2 separate regions of the Homo sapiens genome follow, and region 2 is linked to region 1. A link is a loop called in an ENCODE intact Hi-C map of the cell type or tissue named here. Cell type or tissue: PC-3. All regions are shown on one strand. Region 1 has its middle 32 kb from the start of A1CF. Region 2 overlaps A1CF (APOBEC1 complementation factor).

What was found. Peaks named below come from ENCODE experiments on the same cell type or tissue, not always from the same donor. Only the 100,000 strongest peaks of a DNase experiment are listed, where the experiment ranks them.
Region 2: a loop joins it to region 1, with 3 times the contacts of the local background. A loop is called at or near these places in 1 of 110 quality-filtered maps.

The regions. Positions count from the first base shown.
Region 1 is chr10:50,915,502-50,919,501 of GRCh38, reverse strand. No RefSeq gene overlaps it. Among named protein-coding and RNA genes, the nearest start is that of A1CF, 32 kb to the right of the region's middle. In PC-3, no CTCF peak of the experiment used is centred here; DNase peaks (open chromatin) are centred at 281 and 1,801; H3K27ac peaks cover 433 bases.
Region 2 is chr10:50,848,460-50,852,459 of GRCh38, reverse strand. The region is part of intron 3 of A1CF (APOBEC1 complementation factor); the gene reads left to right. Among named protein-coding and RNA genes, the nearest start is that of A1CF, 35 kb to the left of the region's middle. RefSeq lists a silencer at 2,405-2,605. In PC-3, no CTCF peak of the experiment used is centred here; a DNase peak (open chromatin) is centred at 2,259.

The DNA of each region.
Region 1 (4,000 bases):
CTTCTACTTCTCTCTGAGCTTGGTGCATCTGCCTTTCTCAATGAGCTGATTCTTCTCATTCACCTTGCACATGGCTCAATGTAGCCAGCAGTCCTGCCTCCATATCATAAAGTTCTAGCCCTTCTACCCCTCACTAACTAGTATCAATCTTGGTCCCTCAATTCAAATCTGAAGAAGGGAGAGAAACTGGGGGAAAGTATGTGAGTCAGAGTCTAATTAATCCAGCTCATCTCTTCAAGCCAGGCTACAAAATTTGCAGATTAATGCATAGGCAAATATTGCGTAAGGCATTCCTCTTAGCCCAATCATCTGAGCCCAGAAAGTACCAAGGTAGCAAAGTAGATAGGGCTGTCTAAGCGGGATCTAGATAGGGCAGAAGTTTTAAAAACTCTGTGTATAAGAACAGGCAATAACATATCTTTAACAGACCCAGACTCTGTATCCTACCATAATATATCTGTAGGTTTTCACATGTTCAGCCGTTCCTCTCTTCCTCCTTTCCAATTATTATTATTATTATTATTATTATTATTATTATTTAATTTGAAATTCATTATAAATTTGTTTGCTTGCTTTCCACATCTTTTGTATTCTCCTTCATTTTAGGTCCTCAACCTTCAGAACCTAGTTAGCACTGAAACAAAATAAAATCTACATAGATGCTCTAGTGGCTATAATTGCCCACTTCTAAAGCAATCATGATAAGAGGGTACTCAAACTATCTCCATCTGTCATGGAGCACTGTGGCTGGAACACTGTGTATCATAGAGGGTACTCAAACTATCTCCATCTGTCATGGAGCACTGTGGCTGGAACACTGTGTATCATAGAGACAAGTGGGCAAAAAGGATGAGATGTTCTAAATGCCCTTCAAAAACATAGCCAGAAAGGAGCCCAGGGGCCTCTGGATTGCCCAGTCTTCAACTTAGAAGATTGGACTGGCCCTGCCTCAAAATATAATCTGATATATTTTCTATACTTACCTGATCTCTTTACAGCTCTTTCTCTCTTTGTTTTTCTCTTTCTCTTCCTCCTCCCAATATGTTATCCCTAATCTTAGCTGTTCAGAGAAAACAAAACATTTTACTACAGATGGGCAAATTGCTCACTTGCACACAATACATAGTGGTCCAAGAAACTGTGCCATGGAAGATATAAAATAAAATCTGCCCTGATAAAAACTCCCTTATGAAATGCTCCAACATTCCATAAATTCAACTAGCCAATGGGGTTATATTACACACCTCATTTCATAAAGATGACTTTGATGACACAGACAACTTGAAAAGTAAATTCTAATTTTTGTCCTTCAGAAACAACTTTTTGGATGAATAGGAATGAACTGAATGTTAGAAGAATGGTAAACAAAATAGAAGGAGTGCTCAATTAGGTTTACCAACTCCATTACTGGATCTATCATTGACTAATCTTGTGAGTTTGGGCAATTGCCTAACTCTTATGGGGCTCATTTCTCAAAAGTCAAGCACTGGGTTGGATGCTAAAGCAAACACTGTTGGTTCCAGGAGTTATTCTCTCCGCTTGTTTCTTGCTGTTATAGCTCATCTCCTACTATAGAAAATAAACATAATTATTTTCATTTCTTTAGCTTCCCCTGCAGCTAGGACATGGGCACCTAACCAGTCTTATACAATGAAACCAATCATTCTGCCTGGGGCACTCTGGGAAAGGTTTTCATTGCTATTGAAAATAAATTTCCTTCCTAACTACATGCCTTTGGAAGTTTTCATGCCTGCAACTGTGAAAGCCATCATGCAAACCATGACATAGCTAAGATTATACAGAATCTGACCCAGAGTGCTGCCAAATATTTTAGCTGCTGAATCATCAGCCTAGAAGTCAATAAACAATGTCTCATTATATAAGCTATTTTTTATTTGGGTATTCCATTACTTATAGGTAAAAACATATCCTTATTGAATTGATACCATTATCTCTAAGACCCCTACCAGCTTTAAGAATATATGATCCTATACAAAAAAAGAGAGAAAAGCAATGAAAATTGTCCCATTGTTAAGTAAATTATTTTAAGGATCAACAGAAGAGAGACTTCAAAAAGGGATACTCCAAGAAGGCAGACGTATAGCCAAAGTAGATAGCTGCTTGTATGGTGTGGCTTGTAAAGCCCAGAGGTGAACCTACCCTAAACATCTGCTGCCTTTATACCACAATTGGTGGAAGGGACATCTATGGTGTACACCTGCAATACTTAAACTGACCATTATTGTTAACACTCTTTCTACATTAGGAATCTGCCTCCCACCATAAAAGTCAAAGAGAGATTTTCCCCCTTGCTATCCTTAGCAGCCAGAGTAAGAGAAAATGACTAAGAACTGGCCAGTTGAATGTTCCTGGACAGGATTTTGGATCTTAGAGGGTGTAAAATAGGGATGCCAATGCAGTTATAAAGTTATTGATGGGAAACTCCTTAGCCTTGATGGAGAAGTGAAGGTACCACTAATTGTGGCTTCTTAACCAGACTGTTTTTATGGTGTGAACTTGAATAAGAATTCTTGATGGGCAGTCTCCCTTGGTCCTGCCTATGTTTTGAACCTGGTTCTTCAATTTTCCAATATCTTTGGGTGCTATCCCAATATATTCCAGGTAAATTATTTTTTTGGTTTTGGTTAACCAGGACCCATTTTTGTTTATCATAACCAAGAAAGCTGACTGAGTCTCAAAATCTTCAATGTAAAGAAGTGTATCTTCAGAAACCTAGATTTCATAAAGACTTGTGAAACTAAAATTTAGAAGAACAACTTCAGCTTTCAAAGAACATCTGGAACTTTCCAATAACTTCCAGCCCTATCAAAGAAAATAATTTTGGTCCTGGAAGGTATCGAGGGAACCAAATCGGTCCTCCATGAGGCAGCCGTGAGTATACTGGCTGCCCACGCCCTGCAGGTGCACACCTTTCCCAAGGACTTTAGAATAAGTGGCGGTCATTCATGACATGAGAAAACACTTTCATTTCTCACTGCCATTTTTCAAGGAGAGCTATGACTGTCCTTCAAAAGTGTCTCCAACATATACTCAGAAAGGTGTGTGTGTTTGAGAATCAACATTGAGTAGAATATGACCTTTATTAAGAACAAGACTTGCAGAGTTGGCTGGAGAGAAAGAGGCCCACAATTGTTCCTTTTATAGTGGACTTGCTCTCCTATCCACCAAAGACCAGACTTCCTGCTACAATTATAAAAATAAGTTACAAAATTATAAATAAAATAAAAGGAAAATATAAACAAGAGCTATATCAACACAAAGATAATAAGTTAATTGTAGGCTAAAGTGGTTGGTAGAAAAATACACTGAACAAAATAAGTGCAAAAAAGATTATCATTAAAAAGAAAACAGGAATTGGGACAAAATTCAATATAGAGAAAGAAAAATAAAAAATTTAAACAAATAAAAGGTAATACAATATCTCAGATTAAAATGAATAGTGAAAAGGAAAATAAGTTATAAATAGAGATCAAAAAGATAATATGAATCAATAAGAAAACACTATTTTTAAAAGCTCTTTTTCAAAATAAGGTGTACCAAACAATGCAAAGCTCTAAATGGGGTATGTGTGTGTTAAATAATAGCAATACCATTCTCAGTAAAGATAAGGAAAACATAAACAACTGAAGGAGGTAGCTGGAAGCCCTCAAGAATCAAACCAATTCCTTTGTAGGAAGGTGTAGAGAGAGCAAAACAAGGACCATCTATAACATTCCAGGACAGTTATCTTTGTCAATTTTACCTAATTAAGATAATACACTGTCTCAGAAAACGTAACCCCAGAAATTAGGCAAGTATGTAGTTTTCTTATTGCTGCCTTTGTTGTTTTTGGTAGCCAAATACCTTTTCTTGAGCCCCTACTATATATACGTTAATATGAGTCTCATCATTTTCATATTGCCTGTCTTATGTAATTTCTTCAACAAAACTGGCCAGGCTTAGTGGTCCTCAAACACTATCCATACACTGTGTATTAGTT
Region 2 (4,000 bases), 67 kb after region 1:
TTTTAAAGCTCAGAAGCAGTCTTACTTCTACTAGCCAGAGATGCCATAGCGTGGTGTGAAAGACTCCAAATGAAGGAGCAGTTCTGTGAATCCCTTTGTGGAGGGGGTGTGTGCCCAACATTTGTGGGAACTTCATTATCCCAAGGAACACAGATATGTTCCAGAAGCTATTATTTCCAAATAGCAATGAATTTCTCCTCGAATAGCCTCATAGGGTGTTGACTATATATGAAGTGTTTGATATAAGATTCAAAATCTTCATAAACGACACAAGGTAGTGCTTTCCCTTAAGCTAGAAGCACAGACTTTTTCTATTTTATCAGCTTAAAAATTGGTGTGACCTCATGACCCAAATATGCAGAAGCATGAGCAGGTCTTGTGGACTTTGGACTGCGCACGCTGACAAATTCACACTTTTTCTTAAAGTGCTATTCATTTGTGAGTACTGATTGGCAACTAAAATTAAGTGACTCTTCATCTTCAGAACCTGAAAGCTTAGCATTATGAGATGCAAAAGACAGCTTTCAAACAAGCTAGGCAAAGAAGAAATTATTGAGATCACAGTTCCTTGCAATCATGAATTTGTATAGGATTTCAGCAGCTGTGATCCTTTGTAACATTGTTAAAGAAGTGCTGAGCAGGGAACCAAGATGATGTTAAATGGCACATTGTCCACATCATTAAATAACATCCAATCCCATATAGAGAGAATTATTCCACTTTCAGTTCTCTCTCAGGCTTCCAGGTGAGGAAAGTTAGTTGTTGGAGGTATGATTTAAACACCTCTTCAGGCCCTGCTAACCTTTTTAAGTCCCGAGAGCAGAACTAGAGTGCAGAGCTTTTAGTAGACAGTGTCTATGTAGAAGTTGACCATGATTTCCCTTGTTTGCAATTGTTTTTATAATCACCGACCATTTATGGGAAATGATACTGATATTCCACTTATAAGAACAATATATTTTCTTTTTGATATAAGCTTATTTAAGTAACAAAGTGAATCAATGCATAAAGTCATTAGGTAATTAACAGAATAGATGTCAATTGGACATGGAATTGAAGATACACTGATTTTTAAAATTACAATATCCTCTTAAGGCTCCAATTGACTAACTCACAAAACATCCTATGAACATTTTCCTCCATTAAACATGATATCAAAGTCAGCCTTCCTTTTACAAGCACCCTCACACCCCTACAGGACTACTGCAATCACCTAGTCAACCCTCCTACTCCTTCATAGATGAAATAATTAAAGTCAGAATAGATTTAGTGCCTTGCCAAGTCCCTCAGCTTGTCAGAAATTAAAATTCACAAGAGTGTTGTAAGGAGAAGAATGATTATACAAAATTCCTTACATGCCTCAAACCCGGTGCATTGGATGGGATTATGTTTGGCATATGTTGAACTAGGAAAAGATAGAAGAGCAATTACCCAAACCAAATGTTCTTTATTATGTCTTTATCTGCACATGGGAAGTTTTGCATAACTTAATCAGATCTAGCGGCCATAATAATAGTTAATTCAAAAAGGCAAATTGTAAGTAAACAAAAAAGTTAGATGGGCCTATTGAATAAATTACACATTCTTTAAGGATAAAAGCTCCAAACGGATTAAGGAATGACTAAAGCTGTCACCTAATTACTTCTTGAAAGGAATTTAGAGGTTCCTATAGATGGAAGCAGTGTGTCTGGGCACATGCCCAGAGCCAGAAGCGAGCATGAGCACAGCAATTCCTGGCCTCAAAAAAGGAAATAATGCTTTGCAGTCCATCATTTTGCAAACTTTGCTGGAAAAGGTAAGCAGAGGGTCTTAGAAGTGAGTTGGCATTTTACTCGTTCTCTTTTACAGAAACACACACACACACACAAATGCTTTTTGTTTTCTAATTTTGAAAAACACTCGAATAAGTTTTCTGTTTTGTAATTTTGAAAAACACTGACAAAATGTTTTCTGTTTTCTAATTTTGTCTATTTTCAAATTCAATATTCTTATGAATGACCAAAATCTTACATTATAAAAAGCTTTGCAAAACACATCATTTAAAAAAGCCTATTTGCTTTTGAATGCTTCAAACGTTGATACTGAATAATCCTTAAACATAAAGGGAAATTATTAAAAGATATTATTAAATGCATCAACTTGAAAACATAAATTACTTCTGCTTCCATAAGATAGTTAACAACTTCAAGTGAAATTGGGATTAATTTCCTTGGAAATAGACTTTCAATGGTCAATCTTCCAAAGTGAAACAGGAAGGTGACTCATAATTTACTCATAGTTGTTTCCTTAGAAGAACCATATCATACATTTTTTAAAGATAAAATGTCAGGGCTTTGTAAAAAGTGAAACCAATAAATGAAAGTCAAGAGCCAAGAGCCATTTGCATCTTTCTTCATGATTTTTGCCATAGATACATGCCACCAATATTATTTATTTAGAATTCATTAAATCTCCTGGCTAACACAGTGAAACTCCGTCTCTACTAAAAAGTACAAAAAATTAGCCAGGCATGGTTGCAGGCGCCTGTAGTCTCAGCTACTGGGGAGGCAGAGGCAGGAGAATAGCGTGAAGCCAGGAGGCGGAGCTTGCAGTGAGCTGAGATTGCGCCACTGCACTCCAGCCTGGGCGACAGAGCGAGACTCCGTCTCAAAAAAAAAAAAAAAAAAAAAAAAAGAATTCATTAAATCAACTCACTATTTTTAGTCGTTTATGTTAAAAGCAAACTTTTTCTCACATATGTAAGAAACCCACAGGTTTTGTGTGCTAATTATACTTTTTCTAATGTACATTAAAATAAATGCATAATTATTAAAATAAGAAATACTGACCTATAAACCATCTAATATCATCCTCACATATTTTGAGAAACACTAGGCTATATGATGATAAAGCTAAATTAATATTTGATAATGTTCATATCGTAGCTTTTCCTGTCTTTGTTTCTAATCTACATTTCCACAAAATTTCAACAACTCATTTAGTCTTTATACACAATTTTTATTATTCTTCCTACTTTAGGAACATTATATCTGGCATTCAAGTTGCATACATCTTGTAAAAATTGTAGAAAAATAGCCAATAGAAATAATGCCAACTTCTACAGTATATTAAGCCAAATAAATTCTGCTTTCTAAATTCCAGTCTAAAAACAGATTTTACCAACATGAAGTCACTGATTTTAACAAGATGTGAAGGTGAACAAACTATACAAAATAGATAATTATTTTATATACAATTTAGAAATGAATATTCCCTGCAGCACTGTGTGTTGTTCTCAGGCAACAAAAACTTTAGAAGAGACCAAAGGTAAAATCACATTGAAGAGGATCCTGTTGGTACCTTTTATGGCCCCATAGACTTTCCTTAAACTATCTATCACATAATGAAGGATCTAGTATATAGGTGGAATACAATAGAAATAATGTCTAATAAATACTTTTATTCAATTTCACAAATCAACAACTAGGAAAATACAGTATAGACTCATGAAACACAAGTGACACAGTCAAGAGTGATGTCCTCCATGCCTTGTTGTCAACTTTAAGAACCATGCACAGGAGTCTGATCACAGAACCACTGTTCTGGGTATGGTCCTGGTGACTGGCAAGCTGGTAAAATCTTGAAATGCTACTAAGCAAGGGTAGATTTGGCTAGGACCCAAGGGAACAGGAGCAGGAATAAATACTAACCTGGTCAATTGGAAAATGTACAGGAAAACATCTGAAACAAGTTTAGTTATGAAAAATACACAGTTTCTTCCCTCTTAGAGAGAGGGGAGAAAAAGAAACAAAGAATCAAAGAGAACCACAAAGACGATTACAAACTTGAAATATGAACTTTCCAAAGAGCCATTAAAGAAACTGAAATTACTACTCAGGAAAAAACAGGCTGAATGAGGGTTCATTAATTAATGTCCTTCCGGTTATGAATGGGCTCATTTATGGGAAACAATAACCATCTGGTGTCCATGATTGGTGAAGTTGAGCAGGAAAATAAATGT